Regions from separate parts of the Mus musculus genome. Here region 1 is linked to region 2. The links are chromatin contacts, found by POLR2A ChIA-PET in ENCODE. All regions are on one chromosome and are shown on one strand. The core of a region is the stretch at or near the end of the contact, and the rest is flanking DNA. Distances in the headings are between cores, read along the strand shown.

The links. ChIA-PET counts read pairs that join two places held with the same protein, here RNA polymerase II (POLR2A).
Region 1: POLR2A ChIA-PET joins it to region 2 with 26 read pairs in Patski. The contact joins the promoter of Abhd11 here to the promoter of Tmem270 in region 2. POLR2A ChIA-PET finds 5 or more read pairs at or near these places in 4 of 5 experiments (Patski and embryonic stem cell).

The regions. Positions count from the first base shown.
Region 1 is chr5:135,006,243-135,011,267 of GRCm38, reverse strand. Abhd11 (abhydrolase domain containing 11) reads right to left here and starts at 1,969. Exons shown (of 6, transcript NM_145215.2): 1 at 1,429-1,969; 2 at 1,151-1,286; 3 at 208-381; 4 at 1-58. The coding sequence starts at 1,556. It also overlaps the pseudogene Rps29-ps.
Region 2 is chr5:134,903,989-134,908,871 of GRCm38, reverse strand. Tmem270 (transmembrane protein 270) reads left to right here and starts at 2,139. Exons shown (of 3, transcript NM_194065.3): 1 at 2,139-2,244. The coding sequence starts at 2,173.

The DNA of each region.
Region 1 (5,025 bases), core at 720-3,219, 100 kb before region 2:
CAGGTGTGGTTCCTACCGGGCTTATGTCTACAACAACCAATCGTTCCACAACATCTGGCTGGGAGACAGAATCAGACCAGAGCAGGTCCCAGACAAACTCTGAGCCGCCAGCAGAGTTTCTGGACCTGGCCATCCAAAGTGTGGATGAGTCCCACGTTATCAATGGGCTTAGAGTGCATTAAGAGGACCCAGATAGGTGTAGCTTACCCTCTGCAGTGCCAGGAGCATGGCTGTCTTTCCTCCCATGCTGTGGCCAACGAGGACGCAGGGCACCAGACCCAGCTGTGGAAGGAGGCCCTGAAGGTCCTGACTCATGGCCTCATAGCTTGCGTCTGGACTGTGGGGGCTGTCACCGTGGTTCCGGGCATCCACCGTCAGCACCTGCGATGGGGGTGAAACAGGAATGGTGTTACTTTGACTACAGACAACGAAAAGCCTGATAGGGTCCACAGAGCAGCTAGGGAGAGAAGTCTGGAGACATAAGTATGTGTGTGTATGTGTGTGTGTGTGTGTGTGTGTGTGTGTGTGTGCGCGCGCGCATGCGCACGTGCAGAGGTTAATATTGAGCAACTTCCTTAGTTGCTTTATTATATACACACATGTATGCATGTGCGCAAGTTATATCTTCGCAAGCACGTGCCATGGTGTACATGTGGAGATCAAATGAGAACTTCAGGTGCCAAGGAGAGAGGGCATGCAGACCAAAGGAGGATCAGAGTAGTCAGGGAGCAAATGGCTTAAATGGCTGGGTTAACAGGAAAGAGACGCTGGGGGACGGGAAGCCTCTGGACTGGAAAGGTTTATAGTAAGGGGTCGGGGGTAACAAGAGCAGAGAGCTGCCACTCGTACTGAGTAAGCCAGGAGGCTAGAGTGTGCTTTGGCATGCTAGTAGGTGCCACAAAATTGTCCCAAGTTTCTTTGGGACCTGACAAAGAGACCTGTTATGTCTCAGTAACATAAATGGACTAACTGTGGGGCATCTTACAGGACCAGGCCTCTTCATAGATGTTTTACGGTTTACTGGGCACTGAAACTTTCCATTTTCAGGTCACCAAGAGCCCAGACCTGAGTGATTGAAACTAGGTCCACTGCCCTCAGCCTTACCCCTTAGCCCCCGCCCACCCATGCACCGCCCCATCCGGAAGCTCACCCTCCGGCCAGTCCTCTGAACCATTGCCTTGGCGAGGGAGTTGAAGTTGGTTTTGCTGCCGAAGAGCCCATGCAAAAAGACGATGGCTGGGAGTGTCGCGTCTCCATCTAGAAGATTATAAGACAGCGGCAGCGGCCTGGAAGGTGGGGGCCACCATGGAGTAAGGGGGAGGAGAGAGTGAAAGAAAAAAGGGGCGAGGCCAAAGGAGAGGCGGGGCCAGCTAAGCCGCGTGCGAAGTGGACCAGTGGAGAACAACCCTCCCAGTGCCCTTGGCTGACCTCAGATCGGCGTTTTCTTGGCCACTACTGCGGCTGCTACAGAACGTGACAGGAACCGCCAAACGCCTGGGAGAGGAGGCACCGAGTACCCCACGGGGGACCCTCCACGCTCGCGCCCAGCGGAGCATGCCCACAGCCCGCAAAGTGTGCTTCCTAGGGCTGTCCTGCGCACGCTCCGCCTTTCAGAGCCCTGTCTATTCCAACTAGGGCTCCGCCTTTTCCCCCGCCCCCCCCCCATCGAGGCGCCACTTTAGGCCACGTGGTCTAATGTATTCCCGGAGTCAGTTCAGCCCCCTCCCAAAGCAGAAGCTTCTTGGACGCAGCCGCTAGACGACCCCAGCCCTTGCACGTTACACATTTCCTGCAGCCACTTTGAGCCTGGTCTGTAGGACTAGCTGGCTTGGTAACAGGCTGGGCGTAGCCATACAGCGCTAGCCCTGCCCCCTTGCGCCACTACGCAATTCCTACAGACGCTGTGAGCCGCTTAGAGACCAGTTCCCGACCAGGACCAGGGAAGCGCTACGTGGGACTGGTCCCTCCTCTGGGACAATATACAATCCCCTTTAGATCTGTGAGCCCCTGCCACGCCCTGGACGGGGTCACCAACTGGCTTGTTCTTCGCACCGTCACTCAACCGTCGTAGCCACTGCCAGGCACCCGGACGTAGGCTTCTTAGCCACACCTTGCGGAGCCACCGGGGACTCTGGGACCGCCTCCTGCATCATTACGTAATTCCCACTTTGCATGCATCTGCGAGTTCAGTTCCTTGGCCACGCCCTATCGTAGGCGGGGCTGTAAGAGGCCCTTGCACGGTTTCGCAACATTTTAAACTGCTCTAGCTCCCGGAATTGGACTCCTTGACCACGCCTTGGGCGGAGCTACCCGATTGTGGCACCGGCTTTTGCGCCATTACGTAATCCTGCCGGGTTCTGTGCACACTTCCCTGAACCCCTTGACAACGTCGTAGGCCACGCCTCTTCTTTTAAGAGCTTCTTAGTCTTCTAGTGTTTCCCTACTGGCGATCAGAGGTCCTCAGTTCGAGGCGCAAGTGTGGGGCGTGTCCCTAGCAAACTGAGAAGTCCTTTCTCGGCTGGCGAGCGGACCCCACCTGGCCTGCTCCTCTGTCCTCAGGCACCGCCCTGGGTGGGTACCATGCTCTCTGTGCCTCCGGCATGGTCAGGAGGCGCCAGGAGTGATTCTTGTTCCAGCTCCCGCCAGCTCTCTGGCGCCTTGCTCCGTAGTTGGGAGCCCTGTCAGGCTCCCCAGAGCACGAGTGCTTTGTCTCTCTGTCTCCTCACAGGAAACACCTAGGAGGAAGGGGCTTTCGCTCGATCTCCTCACTTAATCGATTAACTGAGGTGCAGAAAGGGCAAAGGATTGGGCCAACAGGCAGAACCAGAGTCTTAGTCCAGTCTTCCGTTCCTGGTCCAGGTCAATTTGAAAAACCAGGATTAAACCCTTAGCCAGGGATTTGTACTGTAGTTACCTGCACTGAATAGAGATGGCTCCGGGCCAGGTGTAGTGGCTACAATTTTAATCCCACACATTGGTGGCAGAGGCAAGCGGTTCTCTATGAGTTCAAGGCCAGCCTTGTATATAAGAGTCCAAGAACATCTAGAAATGCATAGAAAAACTCTGTCTCAAAAAAGAAAAAAGGAAGGAAGAAAGAGCCCTCATTAACAACCCGCCATTAGCAGAGAGTGGCAACCCTCTGCCCAGACTGCACCGCATTCTGCACCCATTTCCCCCAGAAAGCCTGCCCCCTGCTGTCTCCCCTCATAGTCTAGGGAAAGTCCCCGCAGCCCTCTTCTGCTGCGGTCCATCCTTTAGCAGTTCCGGAGCTGGTTTGGTCATAGCAAACACATCTGCTGGGGCGCCTTCAGGACTCCTTGTTACTGAAGTAGCACTTCAAACCCTCCAGAGTCCTTCCCAGCATCCTCAGCCGGGCACCAAGCCTCTGGCTCTTAGGTCCCTTTTGTTCTTTGTCAGCGCTGGTGGCCTTCGGTGCCACTAGTTGCCTAGACACACACACACACACACACACACACACACACACAGATTTATTTATTTTGCTTTATGTGTCTGAGTGTTTGCTTGAATGTATGTCTGTGTACCACGCCTGTACCTTGTGCCTTCAGAGTTGAGAGGAGGGCATAGGATCTCCTGGAACTGGAATTGCAGGTGGTTGTGAGCCACCCTGTGGGTCCTGGGGACCATACTCCAGCAAGAACATCATGTGCTCTTAATTCCTGAGTCTCCAACCTGTCTTGGTTTTGAGACAGGGTCTCTTTATTATACAGCTCTGACTGCCCTGGAACTCACTATGTAGACCAGGCTGGCCTCAAGCTCACAGAGATTCATTTGCCTCTGTCTCCAGAGTGCTGAGATCAAAGATACGTGCCTACACCTGACAACTGGTTTATGGTTGTTGTTTGTTTGTTTTGCTTGATTTTAGACAAGATCTTATGTATCCTAGGCTGGCCTTGAACTCCTGATCCTCCTGCCTCCATCTCCCAGATTCTGGAACCCCAGATGTTCCTTTTTGATTGTTTTTGTTCTGTTTTGAGACAGGATATCAGTATGCAACCCAAGGTGCCCTCACATGTGTGTGTCGGTCCAGAGCTTATGCATGATCCTGTTGCATGATCCACACTGAGTGTCCAAGCCTGCATCACCACACCTGCCTGCCTTAGATTATCTTTCTATGGTTATCTATTGAATAAACGCTGTGTTATAAAGTGATTTATAAATAAGCAAATCCCTCTCACACAATACATTTTATACTTTCAGTATCAAAAAATATGCTTTCTGCACTTATTCACTATCAAAACCTAAAGATCCGTGACAGAGTTAGAACTAGAAAACAGTTATCTTTGTATCCTCTTCCAGTTTTTGTGTCCAGTGCCTGCATTCAGTCCTTTCTTGTGACCTATATTTGCATGCTCTTTCTTTCTTTCTTTCTTTCTTTCTTTCTTTCTTTCTTTCTTTCTTTCTTTCTTTCTTAAGTTCTTCACATTTTTATTCTTTGTGCACAAAGACTAGCATGATCGGTTCCACTTGGTAGTTAGTCGAACAATCCATTCAAGGTCGCTTAGTCCAACTTAATGACGCCTATGTCCTTTGAGTACTGACAGAAGCACTGGCGGCACATGTTCAGCCCGTATTTGTGGATCAGACCGTGGTGGTTAGAGCAGATACAGCAAGAGCGGGAACCCTGGCTGACCTTCCGTGGGTGACTCCAGGTAGAGCTGCTGGTGACCCACCTTGCCTTCAGACGCCCAAGGAGGGAAAAGGCATGCCCTCCCTCCCTCCCTCCCTCCCTCCCTCCCTCCCTCCCTCCCTCCCTCCCTCCCTCCCTCCCTCCCTCCCTTCTTTCTTTCTTTCTTTCTTTCTTTCTTTCTTTCTTTCTTCTCCTTCTTCTTCTTTTTGGTTTTTTGAGATAGGATTTCTCTGTGTAGCCCTGGCTGTCCTAGAACTCACTCTGTAGACCATGCTGGCTTCAAACTCAGAGATCCACCTGCCTCCTGTGTTTTGGGATTAAAAGCGTATGCCACCACCACCCCACCCCACTCCCATTTATGTTCCTCTGGTTCTCAC
Region 2 (4,883 bases), core at 890-3,389:
CAAATGTATGGAAGGTTGAATCTTCCAGCCCCCTCCCTGGGGGATTCTAGGCAGGAGCTCTACCACTGAGCCAACCATTCAGCTCTTGGTCTATTTCTAGTTTTAGTTGTCCATGTGTTCATGGGCAGCATTTGCATGATCATTTCCTGTATGGATCTTTAAGATCCTGCATCAGGCTCTGGGCTCTGCATAAATTTCAATTTGCCCTGTAAAGTCACTGGTGCACGATGTGCCCTGATTCTTTTGTTTTTTGCTAAGGAAGGGGAGATAGCATCTTGGTGTGTCTTTGATTCACATTTCCCCCTGACTACTAATGAGACTGGACTATGTTTGCACAAACCTCATGGCTCTTTTGGTTCCTTTTGTTAACTTTCTTTGCTTCTGTGCTTCATCAGGTCCTTTGTTTTAAAAAAAATTTTTAAGCTTCTCTTTCTTTTTCTTCCTCCCTCTTTCCCTCCCTCTCTCCCTTCCTTCTTTTCTTTTCTTCTTTCTTCCTGTGGTGTGAGTGCACACATGACAAGGGTCTTGCCTGTGGAGGCCAGAAGACAACTTGGGGCAATAGTTTCTACTTTTCCACCATGTGTGTTCTGGGGATGGGGCTAAACTGATCAGGGTTGGTGTTAAGTTCTTTAACCTCCACCTCTGATCTCTTTCTTTTCTTTTCTTGTTTTTCTTTTCTGTGTTGGACGTGGAACTCAGTCTTGCACCTGTTAGCCACGTACTTTACCACCTCCAAATTCCAGCAGAATCGATTCTCTCCTTATACTGTGTGTATCTCTGGTCTGGGGCCAAACTCAGGTCAACAGTCTTGACAGCAAGTGCTTTACCAACTGGCCAGGTATTTGATTTCTTTTCCTTTTCTTTCTTTTTGAGACAGGGTCGGTCTCTCTCTCTCTCTCTCAACCTCTCTCTCTCTCCCTCCCTCCCTCCCTCTCATTTTTTCAAGGCAAGGTTTCTCTGTGTAGCCCTGGCTGTCTTGGAACTCACTATGTAGACCAGGCTGGTTTTGAACCCAGAGATCCACCTGCCACTGCCTCCCGAGTATTAATGGCATGTGAACTTACATATAATAAATAAATAAATCTTTTTTTTTTAAATCCAGCTTTTTCCAAGCCACAGAAATTAAAAAAAAAAAAAGTCACGTTAAAAAACTGGAAATAGCAGGACGCGGGGCAGAAGACTCGGAAGTTTGCCTTAGAGACACGGAGAAATGGAGGCCAGGTGGGGTTGCATGGCTTGCAAAGCCCCGTTTTCAATCCCGAGTTCTGCACATATTAACAAGAGGGTTAAATAAAAGGAAGACTGTGAGTCTCATTATCTCCGGGTGGTTCCCTTCTTGTAACCCAGGCATTGACTGGAAATGCACAGGGAGCTCTCTCAGGTGTTTCCAGGAGGTTGTTACCAGGAAATCAGCCTTGCAAAATGAGAAACTTTATCCTGCCTGTCAAGCGCCCTGCTCGCCCCTGCGGTGTCTTCTGCCCTCACGCGACCGCATCGCGGTACTGCACCTGCTCGGAGCTCTTTTAGGTCTTGTTCTGGGGATGTGAGCACGCTTCTCCAGGGAGGAAAGCAGAATGGCGCCCCCTGGCGTGGTGCAAGGCAGCGTACACTGATTCCTTTGTACTCCCAGCTGGTCATCCCTGCTCCTCTGAATGGGGAAACTGCAAGACTGCACACTGGTTCTTCAGCCTGAAACTGATGGGGAGAGGGAAGGGACAGAGAAAGAGGCCTGGGGGGGGGGCGGTGAGGACAGAGGGGTCTCAGTTGAGGATGCTAAACTGAGGCTTCTCCTATGGCAACACTGCTACCCTTGCGGTCCAACTTGGAAAGTAAGGCCATAGAGAGCCCATCTCCTCCCTCCTTCATTTTGTTCTTCTTTCTCTACATCCCTATCTCCCTACCACTCAACCCCCACATCTGGCGGTAAACTAGGCGATTCTGAAATGGGCTCTGAGTTTTTTCCCGATAGTAGGTAGACAATTGATCCTAAGGCTAGACATCTGTGATGACCATGGAGCCAGACTTGACCTCAGAGGAGCAGGTAAAGGGAGCTATGGCAAAGGGTAGTGTGTCATGTGGCAACTGGGTCCCCATGGCAACTGGACCCCCACCCTGTGGCATCTGTGAGGTCACCCTGCCTCTCCTGGCTGGAGGAATGGGTGGAGGCCAGACATGGAGGCCGCTCCCCGGGTCAGATCTGGCCTTCTCAGAATTCTTCTGCGGGCTGGGAGGCTCTCTGCACTGGTAAGCAGGGTATGGAGAGGGGACCTGGAGAGATTCAGCCATTCCCAGCCACCAAGGAATAAACAGTCAAGTCCTGAGAGCCCCATCTCCCAAGTGCTGTGGCATAGCTGTCTATCCGCAATCTTGTTTCCTTCTCCTCCTCTCCCCCTTCCTTTCTCTTCTCTCTTCCGTGTGTATGTGTGTGTGTGTGTGTGTGTGTGTGTGTTTAAGATAAGGGTCTATTATGTAGCCCTGGTGTCCTGGTACTTTCTATGTAGACCAGGCTAACCTTGAACTCAGAGATTTGCCTGCCTCTGCCTCCCCTGTGCTGAGACTAAAGATGTACATTATTATTCCTAGCCCTTCATTTCTTTCCCTTAAAAAGATTATATATTTATGTCTATAAATAGTGTGTGTGTGTGTGTCCTCTCCTTCCACCATGTGGGTCCTGGGGATTGAACTCAGGCCGCAGGCTTGGCAGACAGTGCCTTTACCTGTTGAGCAATCTCATTGGCCTACATTCCCTTTCCTTTCCTCACCCCTGCCCTTCTCCCTCCCTGGCCTCCTCTCTTTCTTTCTCTCCTTTCTGTTTAGTGTGCATGTATGTGGGTGTGGGTATGATGTATATACATGTGTGTAAATGCCTGTGTGTGCACATAGAAGCCAGAGGAGGGTGCTCTCTCTTTCCCTCTCTTTCCCTTCTCCCTCCCTCCCCCCTCCCTCTCCCTTATTTCTTTGATTCTTGGAACTTGGAGTTGATACATTTGTTTATTCATTTTATTTTGTCCAGCAGCTTTGCAAGCCACAGATATCCTCCTGTCTTCAAAAATACCTTCAGTACTGAGGTTGCATGCATGCACTGGGCCACGTGTGTCCTGAGTCATACATGCACTGGGCCACGTGTGTCCTGAGTCATACATGCTGGGCCATGTGTGTCCTGAGCCATACATGCACTGGGCCACGTGTGTCCTGAGCCATACATGCACTGGGCCATGTGTGTCCTGAGGCATACATGCACTGGGCCATGTGTGTCCTGAGCCATACATGCACTGGGCCTTGTGTGTCCTGAGGCATACATGCACTGGGCCACGTGTGTCCTGAGGCATACATGCACTGGGCCATGTGTGTCCTGAGCCATACGTGCACTGGACCATGTGTGTCCTGAGGCATACATGCTGGGCCACGTGTGTCCTGAGGCATACATGCACTGGGCCATGTGTGTCCTGAGCCATACATGCACTGGGTAATGTGTGTCCTGAGGCATACATGCTGGGCCATGTGTGTCCTGAGGCATACATGCACTGGGTCATGTGTGTCCTGAGCCATACATGCACTGGGCCATGTGTGTCCTGAGCCATACATACACTGGGTCATGTGTGTCCTGAGGCATACATGCACTGGGCCATGTGTGTCCTGAGGCATACATGCACTGTGCCATGTGTGTCCTGAGGCATACATGCTGGGCCATGTGTGTCCTGAGCCATACATGCACTGGGCCATGTGTGTCCTGAGGCATACATGCACTGGGTCATGTGTGTCCTGAGCCATACATGCACTGGGCCATGTGTGTCCTGAGCATACATGCACTGGGCCATGTGTGTCCTGAGCCATACATGCACTGGGCCATGTGTGTCCTGAGGTATACCAGCACTCGGCCATGTGTGTCCTGAGGCATACATGCACTGGGCCACGTGTGTCCTGAGCCATACATGCACTGGGCCTTGTGTGTCCTGTGGCATACATGCACTGGGCCATGTGTGTCCTGAGCCATACATGCACTGGGCCATGTGTGTCCTGAGCCATACATGCACTGGGCCATGTGTGTCCTGAGGCATACATGCACTGGGTCATGCCTGCTCTGTTTTATTATGTGGGTGCTGAGACCAGAACTCTCTGATCCTCATGCTTCACCAGCAAGTACTCTCCTCCTCCTCTTCCTCCTCCTCTTCTTCTTCCTCCTCCTCTTCTTCTTCCTCCTTTTCCTCTTCTTCCTCCTGCTCCTCTTCCTTCTCCTCCTCTTCCTCCTTCTCCATCTATACCTCCTCACCTCCCCTGCTGTCTTACTATGTGGTCCTCAAACTCACCACGTAGCCCAGGCTAGTTCCAAAACTCACTGTATAGCCCAGGCTAGCCTTGAACTCTTGACCTCTGTTCAAGAGCAGTCATGTGCACCAGGCCTGGCTTCCTATCCTGGTCCTTCAGATGTACATTGACCCTGAGATTCCCATGGATATAGGGTACCAGGTTGATCATCTCTGTCACCTCTGGGCTGGAGGCTTATGCTCTACCAGAGAGGCACACTCTTCATTGAGGAATTCTCAATTACAACTTTATCTCCCCCGCAACTTATCCCACTTCCTGGTGAATAGAAGACACCTTGAACAATCTGCCACTCAGATGAGAGACCTGGAAATCTGTCTCTCCTTCTCTCTGTCACAGTAGGTCTCACATTAAATCCGCCACCCCTCTCCCATGTCTCTACATCTCCCTGTCCTTAATGATACCTATATGCCCAGATTCCCTCATGCCAAGGGCAACCAGGATTCTAGGCAAGCCCAGGTATTTGGGAGAAGTCAGCCAGCCCTGCATTCGAATTTCACAGAGTTAATTAGAGGGGAGATCATCTCTACTTATGAGTTTTTAATTTTTATTAATCATTA